Regions from separate parts of the Homo sapiens genome. Here region 2 is linked to region 1. A link is a loop called in an ENCODE intact Hi-C map of the cell type or tissue named here. Cell type or tissue: dorsolateral prefrontal cortex. All regions are shown on one strand.

Region 1 (5,000 bases):
TGAAAGGATAGAGAACATAAAATCTTCTCTCCTCTCCTCCCCTAACCTTTTTTTGAATAGTTTTTTGTAAATTATTTCCATTAGGAATATCCTTTTCTTTTTTTACAGACATGAGTTCTGGGCTTTAATTTTTAATTTAATCAGAATATATTTCATTCTTTTATATTTCACCTTTGCTAAACTAATTGAATGTCTGTAGTATGCCTGGTACCATGCATAGCCCTGTGAATACTAAGAAAACTGAAGCAGGGCACTGAGTGCGGCTAAGGTCCAGTGGTTGTGCAGACAGATAGATGGACGATCCTAATAAAATGTAATAGCCAAGAGTGGAAATATGAACTGTAAGTGCAAGGTCAAGACTTCGGAGAGCTGTTGAGCTTCAGAATAGGGCATTCTAGGCAGAAGCCCTGGGGAAGACTGAGGTTTGAGGCTTGGTTGGGAGGGTGAGTAGACTGACGTGCAAGTCACTCAACTGACCTGCTGACATTTGTCATGGGACTCAGCTGCATTTCCTCCCATCACACACCTCCATGGCTTCCTCCCTTAGTTCCTTCAGGTCCTTACCCTAAAGTCACCTTCTTGGAGACCTTTTCTGGCCACTCTATCTAAAATTTCAACCACCTTTTTTCCAGTACTACATAATGCTCTTTCCCATTTAATTTTTCTTTTGATTTTTATCACTATGTGTTGCATTTATTCATTTATTGTCTGCCTCCTTTTCATCCCCAGAGTAAACTCCATGAAAGCAGAGGTTTTTTGATGCATGTTGTTCACTGTTATGTCCTCAGCACTCAGAAGAGTGCCAGAGTGTGGGCATATCGCAGGTGCTCAGTAGCATTTATTGAAGATGAAAGAATGAATGATGAATAAATGAGTGAGTGAATGGATGAATGAATGAGGGTGGAAAGGGTACTATGGCGAGATGATGAAGGGCCTTTATATGATCTGCTTGCATATTAGGACGTTTTTCTCTAGGCAATGAAACATTTTAATGTATTTACACAGTTCACTCTTTTCTAAAGACCAACTGGCTGATCTTCAGGAAATGTGACACCTAATTTGGTGACCCAAAAAGAAAGAGATAGAAGAAAATTTATTCCTTTATAGTTTTCTGGTTTCATCGTAAGTGGTTAAGTAGTATCTTGTCACTGATTCAAGCATTTTAAATATGTTGTGTTTGATTTAATGAGTTACCTCTTGATTAATTTGATGGTAATTTACTTTACATTTAGTGGATGTTTGCATTCTCTCTGCCCAGGTTCTGTGGTGGACTAATTAAAGACATAAAGAGGAAAGCGCCATTTTTTGCCAGTGATTTTTATGATGCTTTAAATATTCAAGCTCTTTCGGCAATTCTCTTCATTTATCTGGCAACTGTAACTAATGCTATCACTTTTGGAGGACTGCTTGGGGATGCCACTGACAACATGCAGGTGGGTATGGTTTTGAGGAGGACACAAATAGTACAGCCCAGATTGCCTTCCTCACCCCTACAGCTCAGTTAGAAGCAGATGGCCTTTCAGTTACTCAGCGTGATTTTCTTTCTTTTGCTGGATGCTGCATTTTACTTTGCTTCTGGCCTGCTGCTGTATTTCCAGCATTTTAGTAATTATAAAAATAGCTCGATGAAATCTGGCTTGAGTCACAAGTAGGGAAAGGAAGGGAAGGAAATGAGGATATACAATTCTATTTGGGCAAAAGCATATCAGCTGCTTTAATTTTGTACAGTGCACAAGGTTTAGATCTTCTACTAGTTTGACTATGTGGAACATATTCTGTTAAACTTGATGATTACACTTTCTTTGGGAATGTATGATTAGCTTAATTTTACACATGAGCAAATAGCTTCCAACCATTGAGCGATTTGCTCAAAGTTGGGTTTGCATGTTTACCAGTATAATTTGGTTTTAATGAATATAAGCTAACAGTTATATCTCCTGCAGGTGGACCTGATTCTCATTAAGCTGTAACGACTCTGGCTTGACTTATTTTGTATGATTAATTGTAACCACAATTAGTTGGTTACTTCTCAGATAGCATTATCTTCCTTTTGCAACAATAATAAAGTTTTGGTGATAGAAAAGATGTGTCTGATTCCCTCCACCAACCAGAAAAATATGTCCCAAATTACTTTTAGTTGGTCCAATCCTTTTCAGAAAAGCTATTGTGCTAGGTGATGAATACGAGTAGTGAATGAAGTTATATTCCTATGAAAAGGACCAGATTGAAGCCCTTTTCACACTTTTCCTTCCACTTTACTATATATTATTGTATAACCTATGTGGTATTCATAAGTGATGCCAGCCAGCTTATTTTTTTTTTAAATGCAGCTGATTCCATAGGATTGCTGTTTTTCTACTTTGGTTTTCTTTCCTGGGCACATGCATATTTTAGATTTTTGTCTAAATACAAAAATACTATGGAGATTATAACATCTATGTTGACCTAAGTAAAAAGGGAGAAATTATACAATTGTATTTTAGTTTGTCAAGTGCAGTTTTATCTTTTAGTTCTTATCTAGTACTGCATAGCATGTTACCCCAAAACTTAGAGGCTTGAAACAACCATTTTATTACTCTCTTTCATGGCTGGATGGTGGGTTGGCTCAGCTGAGTGGTTCTCTCTTTGGTCCCTCATTCACTTGCAGTCAGATGGCAGCAGAGGTTGAGGTCACGCAGCAGCTTCTTTACTCATGTGTTGGTGCCTAAGCTAGGATGTCCAGAATATTTGGGGTCTGGATACTCTCCACACGACTTCTCCACATAGCTAACTTGGGCTTTCTCACAGTGGGGGGACTGTGATGACGTCTAAGAGCTCATGCTCCATCAGAAAGAGGCAGTTGCCACTCAGCTTTGCTTTTTCCCACATAAATGTGTACGCAGTATTGCTTCATTTTCTGATCTTCAAAGAGAGGCTGAAAATTCTGATTCTTAGTGAAACCAGTGATTTTTAAATATTGGCAACTGATTAACATTTTAGGAAATAATATCGTGCTGGTCAAAGAACACATACCTCTGTGTTACCAGTGAGAGATCTGCAGCATGGGTTATGAGAACCAACTCTAATAGGACATAGAGATGAAATAGACAGAGCATGTTTTTCTCCTTTTCCCTCATTTGTAAGACAAAACTGAATACATTAAATTGTAGTAGTGATGTCAGTAATAGAATTTTTATAAAATTTGATCTATATCCAAGTTGGGCAGCTATTCTTCATCTAAATGACAGCGTAAGGATAACTAAAACAGATCGTTCAAGAAAAAAAATGGAGAAGATGGCACTGGGGAAACACCCTACGGCCAGCTTGAAGAAGTTAATACAGGCAACCACATGTTAAGAAAATAGAAGAAAGCTGTGATTTTGAGAGGGCGGTAAGAACAAAACTGTCTTCCGTCTGTCAGAATGTATAGAGACTTTCTTGTGTTGTGCAGATAATTTTTAAACTTTTTTTGATGGACATTCTCATTGAGATGGGGACATTGCAATATTGCCTATGTGTATTAGTTTATTGCCTTTTTTGAATTGAATTGTAATTCTTTGCAACCTCATAAGACTTGGCTTTACAATGCTGCATCTGACTGTAGAGAAGAAGTCTGTTCAGATCTGTTTTGATCCCTCCTAGATGGATGAACTTCTTTATGAGTAGGTTTTGGGAAAGTAGAGCACTCTATTATGTAACATACATAGTTAATTGGTATTTTTCTCCTATGTGATATATGACCTGGGAAAGGCCTTGCTGGTGGAATTAGCTATTTTCTGTGTTCTAAAGATTTCAAGAGGAACGTAAATACTTTCAGTGCTTCAGGATGTTAAGTAGTCCACTAAAATAACCATTTGCTGGATGTGACTCCTAAGAGCTGACTTTCAAATTTATGGGGAAATTTTCCAGATGTAATTTGATTATTTTATTAATAGATTTTTTAACCTCCATTGATAATTTCACTGAAACTGTGGATGGATTGTTTGAAAATACTGAAGAACATGTTTTTCACTCTCTTCCAAAGCTTTTTTCCTTTAAGAAACATATTGGCAATATCTTTCTCCTAGAATACAATTTTGATACATCTAGAAATTACAGTAAGTGGCAAAAACACTGAAAAAGAGGCATAGAAAATTAATGACTATGAATTTAAATTTGTTGAACCAAAACTTAACAAATATTAATAGTTTTATATATTTTAAGGACTAGGGAGTAAGGTGATTTAATGTGGAATTTAAGGTGGAAGATAATCTCTTGATTGAAAGGGTATGTACTTTACCGCACAAAATTTTTGATTTTCTGGCAGGAGAAGTCTTCTTGACCTGGGACCAGGATAAGGAAATATTTTGTAAATTTGGTGCTAAGGCCCAGGTCATTTTACAGGTCTATGGCAGAAGTTGATTCATTCCTTGCAAATATTTATGGAGTGTCTACTATGTGTTTGACACTGTTTTAAGTGCTGGAGATAAAGATAGATGAGCAAAATAGACAGGAATTCCAATTTTGAATCCCAGTTATAGTGTAGGGTATTGATGAAAACAGTCTTTTTCAGTCACCCCCAAGAGATACCAGTAGTGGGGTGTAGTGGGCTTATTTAGGGGATGAAGTCCTCTGGCTTCACTTGCTTTTCTAAACAGTAGACCAAGACTAAGCAGAAAAGCATTGGCAGAGCCTGAAATAATCTGCAGTTATGTCACATGCCTTCATAAATGTGGCAGTGGGTTATTCACAAAAGCACAGGCAGCTCAAATGAGTCAACTGAGAACAGTGTCCTTGCTTTTAAAGGCAGACAGCTCAGAGATGGTTCACATAGGGCCTTTATTGTCAGGCTACAAATAGACATGGGTGCTGGGTAGAAACGTGTTGTGAAAACACAGATGAGTCACTGCATGGCTGTTGTCTAAGCAAACTCTTCTGCCAGCTTCTGTTCAGAAGGTCTTGCCTGTTTGAAGCATTTATGTTAGAGCATATATATACACATATATAATTAGAAGCAGATTATTTTGGGAGCTATGTAGATT
Region 2 (5,000 bases), 200 kb before region 1:
GGTGGCTTAGGAAGCTAGAGAAGTGCGGTGCTAAGAGGAGAAATACAGGTGGACCATCGAATTAAAGACAGAAGCTTGGAGGGGAGCTTGAGATGGATCATGAAATCTAAATTAAAAGCATTGAAATAAATTTAAGACTTAGAAGGACCAGAAGGCAGGAGACTCAAGTTATGTACTTTTCACTGAAGTACTGGGGGAAGGTCTGTCTGAAAGGGATCCTTTACATATCGATTAAGGTAGTGGAGTCTGTTTTGAGAAAAGGCCTTAAAATGCACATAAACATGGCACAGTTAATAGTCTGGAGGAACAAAAGATAACATTCTTTTCCAAATAAATGACTACCATTTATCTTGATTTACTCTGTATCCATCTGTCAAGGCCTGAGCCAGTGTCAAGTGTTCTGTCCATTGTGCATGTGATTGTCTACTCTCTCTCTTTCTCTCCTCTCTGTGTCTTTTATAACTTGTCTTTCATTCTTCAGATTAGAACAAGAGTGCATCATCACTATTAATGTTAAAAAGTAAAGAGGTGCTCACCTAGACAAATAGGCCCAGGAATTTTGAGATTAAAATTATATATCAGCTTTTGAGAAGGGCAGTGGAAACAGTGCCAGCAGCACTCAGATAGGTCATAAGGAATGAACAGATCAGGAAGATGCTGAGACCGCATGTGTATCAACCATAGAATACTGTTGCATTCTGTGGCATTTGGGGACCAGTTTGAATACAGCATTTAAAATAAACAAGGCAATCCATTCTCTTTCCCCTCAGAGGTTTCTTCCTGGGGGAATACTGCATTATGTTGTATACTGGTTTTCTGAAGGGATCCTATGGAGAGACAGTTGTTAAGGACTAAATTGTTCAGTGATCATAAAAAAATTATTTATAAGTATGCATTTTACCGTTTTGTTCCTGCTGATCAATGTTATACACTAATATGCCTTTGGCATATTTGATATGAGTTATCCAATTTGACATGAAGATTCTCTTAGAAATTGCTGTATATCCTCAGCTGCTTTGATGGATTGGTAGTTAATTATTTGGTACAGTTCTGTTTAAAAGTCAGAGTTTTTGCACCTAGATATAGAAAGACATTTAACCCCATGATTTTGGGGGAAGCCATAGGGCTCTGGCACCAACATGATGACAAAATTGTTGTGGGAAAACTGAATGAAATACTTGCCTACTATACTATTATTGTCTCTCAAGAACAGCCACATAACAGTTTCTGTTGTTCTGTGACCTATGGTGTTTGAGTTGCTTATGTCCATAGACATACCACGTCCCATAGACAAGGTTCCCACATGTGTCTGGCAGTGCGCGATGTGATGCTTATACTTCTGAGAAAAACAAAAACCAAAAAGCCCACATATAAATAGTAACTTGATGGGAGTCATCTTTGATTCTTTCCTTGCTCTCACCCTCATATGCAATCCTTCAATGATTTCTGTTGGTTCAACATTTAAAATAGATCTGAATTTTTCTGTTCTTTTCAGTTTTGCGGTCACATTTTTGTCCAGGGAATCATCACCTCTTGCATAGACACTGCAGCAGTCTCTGCTTTTTAAGTATTTCTTCATAGAGAGGCACCATTGATCATCATAAAGTGTAAATTGGATCATGTCCTTCCTCTGCTGAAAACTTCCCATTGTCCTAAGAATAAAACCTCAATTGGGCATCATGGCCCAGTGTCTTTCTAGTCCTGTGATGTGCCATTCTCTCCTTGCTCACTTTACTCCAGATACATTGATATTGGAGTTCCTTGGTGCTAAAACCTTTTCTGCCTCAGGGCCTTTGTTCATGCAAACTTGTCTTCCTGAAATGGTCAGCCCATTCTTGTCCTGGTTAGTTTTTCTGTTCCTGTATGTTCTGGCTTTTAAATTTTACCTCTTCAGAGAGTCCTTTCCTTACTACTCTCTCTAGTGCAGATTCCCCTTCATTATTCTTTCCCAACGCCTTATGTTTCCTTCAGAATATATGTTTTAACATGTGATTTTTGAGAGCTTACAGGTTTGTCTTGAGCTGTTGCTGGATTGTAAACTCCGTGAGAGCAAAGATCAGGTTGTCTTGTTCACTTTGTTATCTTTGGCGCCGCACAATGCCTGGCACATAGTGTGTTTTTCATACGTGTTTATTGAGGAGTAACTGAATGAATGAATTACTACAGAGAAAGACGTAAGCATTGCTTTAATTGGTCTAAATATTTCTTATATCCTAGATAGAGATCCAGCTGATTTTCTTGTTTTTAAGCCTGGAACATCGTATTTATATTTCCCTGCCCTGCCTTTCTCCCTTGGCACATAAAATCTGGTCTTCGCTTTTAATTATCCCACTTTGGAAAGTGCCTCATTATTTTGTCTATCGCCAAAGTGGGATTTTGGTCTGGGTAGGTAACTCCCAAGTGTGTGCAGCTGCTTGTTAACCACAGGTGAGGGATGAAACTGAACCGCAAGGCACATTAATTTTTTATATACACTTAAAAATGCTCACTGTTCCACAGAGCAGGCAGCCCCCCTTCAGAAGCCATATTAAGGTGACATGAGCTGGCACCGTGGCACATGCCTATAGTCCCAGGTGCTCCAGAGGCTGAGGTGGGAGGATCATCAGAGCCCAGGAGTTTGAAGCTGTAGTGCTCTATGATTGCCCCTGTGAATAGCTGCTGTGCTTCATCCGTGGCAATATAGTGAGACCCTGTCTCTACAAAAACATGAAAGGGCATTTATAAGAAGTAAACGAAATATCTTCCAGTATTTAGGCACATTAAGGAGATGGCATAATTAACAGGTTCATTTAGTTTATAACCTAACGCTTTCTATTTTCTTCATGGCTTTGGTGTCAAGACCGGGTTTCTAAAAAATAAATGAGTGTTTGATTTTTACACATTTGGAGCTCTGAGGAGGAAGCGAGCTAGCTTCGTATCCCCCTCTGAGCTCAGCAGCAGCTCCAAGTCCTTTCACAGCTGCTATTCCCAGTGTGGCGTCAGAGCTGGTGTCCCAGCTGGGGACACAGAGAAGGAAACGTGTGTGAGAGCGTGGTGCACTGAGCCATGGGGAGAGAGAAGCTGGGGAAGGAAAGTGAAATGGAAGAACAAGCAGGAGAGACAAGGGAATGAGGAGGTGGTGTGGAGTGGGTGGTTGAGAGAAAAGTTAGATTGTGCTCTTTCTTAAAAATAATCCTTTTGCCTCCTCCACTGTGCATTTTTTTTTTCTAAGTTAGCAGCTGCCATCCTCTGAGGGTTGCCCAAAAAGTGGGTGGGAAGGTGGTCCTGGCTGAGATAGGCTTTGGAAACACAGCATACCTTCCCAGCCTACATGGTTTTGGCCTCTGTGCCTCCCATTTTGTTAGTGTCCAGGGATACTTATGGGGGCATCACAGGCTACTTTGTGACTGTAGAGATCCTGAAGATGTGTAAGATGGTAGGAAACAAAGCTACAAACAGAACATCGTGTTCAGCATTTTGATCTGATGTGTAAGATATTTCTTGACAAGCATGAACATGCATTCATGCTTGGAGGTGCTAACTGCCTCTCACACACAGGTCTTGCCCGTTGTGGAATCATAGCGCTAGGTATGTCCATACAGACACTCATTCAGTCTTGTGGTATTCTTTTTTAGCTTTTTGGATGTGTACCAGAACTGATGGATTTATGCTAGTGAACATTGTTCTGTGAGCCTGGGACAATGGATGCTGGTTGGTGATCCAGTTATATTCAGGAAACTGAAACAGAGAAATGGGCAGCTGCTTTTGTTTGGTGCTTCCGGGTAAATGAACAGAGTAGCTTTTCATAAGAGCCAAGAATATTTGGTGTTGTGTCATTTGACTTCCCCTTTTCCCAGTGCACACCCCTCCCAACCTGACCTCATACTTCTTGGTACATTTGTACTTTTTCTTGATTTTTAAAATGTTTTCAGGCAAGATCCTTAATTTTGATACCATAAAATAAGGTTTCTTTAATTTTCTACATGCCATTGGTATTCTCAAAAATCGATCTATATATAGGAGAAAAGGCTTTGGAAATGTATGAAAATGAGGTAGACCTGTCCCAGTTTAAAAAACAAAACACAAACACAATAAAACTATACCATCTCTTTCATCCCCTTCTCTATTTTTCACCTTATATAAGTAGGAGGAAGTACTTTGTCTTTAGGTCTGAGTACAAAAGCTTTTTATATTAAAAAATGTTTTAAAACTTACAGTTTGCCTTTTCAGAAGGGACACTTGTGTTGTAATTTTGCTGGAAAGGGAGCATATCAGAGTGGTTAAGAGTGCATATTTGAGCCAGATTACTTGAGTTTGAATCCCAGTTCATACCAGCAGTGTAACCTTGGTTATTTACTTAACTTCTTTGTGCTCTAGTTTCCTCATATGTAAAAAGGGGATGATCGATTTTAATCATAGTATTCTGAACATGAAGTGAGCACTGCATGTAGTCAGCAATAATGGTTAGCAGTTATTATTTTGAGTTACTATGATTGCCTTCTTCAAGCTTATCTTTTCCTATCCATCATACACAGGTAATGCCAAAAACTTGAGGCTAAAACTCTGTAGAGCTTAATTCCTTGTAAACAATAACCACTATTCTTTAAGCTCTTCTGGTCTTTTCTGCCACAAATTCTCACTAGGCGTTCTTTTGCTTTAGCTGTCGGCTTGGCTCTTGGCTCCTAACGGCATATTTGAGAGAAGCAACCTAAATTCAGTCTCTTATCTTGCCAGTGAGTGTCAGTCTGCACGTTGGCTGGCAGGTGAGAGGACCAAGGGAACAAGGACTTCAAGGGGCAGAGGTGCTGTCTCTTGTGCTGCTCTTTTTTGTGGAATACTGCCACCAGCAAGTGGCTTGGTGTACCAAGGGTGTCCTTGAATTTAGTCGGCAGTTGTAATTCCCCGTTCTGGATGCCTGAAATCAAATAGACTGTTCTGTCTTTTACAGGAAGGATCTCTTTCTGGCTCTTTCTTTGTGTTTCTTTGTGAAATTAATCTGGTTAAGAAGGGCTGTTGGGTGG

What was found. A loop is a pair of places that touch in the nucleus more often than their neighbours do. Peaks named below come from ENCODE experiments on the same cell type or tissue, not always from the same donor. Only the 100,000 strongest peaks of a DNase experiment are listed, where the experiment ranks them.
Region 2: it touches region 1 in a loop (2.5-fold over the local background); 2 of 110 quality-filtered maps call a loop at or near these places.

Annotation. Positions count from the first base shown.
Region 1 is chr4:71,452,237-71,457,236 of GRCh38, forward strand. It overlaps SLC4A4 (solute carrier family 4 member 4), which reads left to right. Exons shown (of 26, transcript NM_001098484.3): 12 at 1,259-1,433. Among named protein-coding and RNA genes, the nearest start is that of SLC4A4, 270 kb to the left of the region's middle. In dorsolateral prefrontal cortex, no CTCF peak of the experiment used is centred here; no DNase peak of the experiment used is centred here; H3K27ac peaks cover 2,719 bases.
Region 2 is chr4:71,256,443-71,261,442 of GRCh38, forward strand. All of the region lies in intron 3 of SLC4A4 (solute carrier family 4 member 4), which reads left to right. Among named protein-coding and RNA genes, the nearest start is that of SLC4A4, 72 kb to the left of the region's middle. In dorsolateral prefrontal cortex, no CTCF peak of the experiment used is centred here; a DNase peak (open chromatin) is centred at 2,999; H3K4me3 peaks cover 2,125 bases; H3K27ac peaks cover 4,148 bases.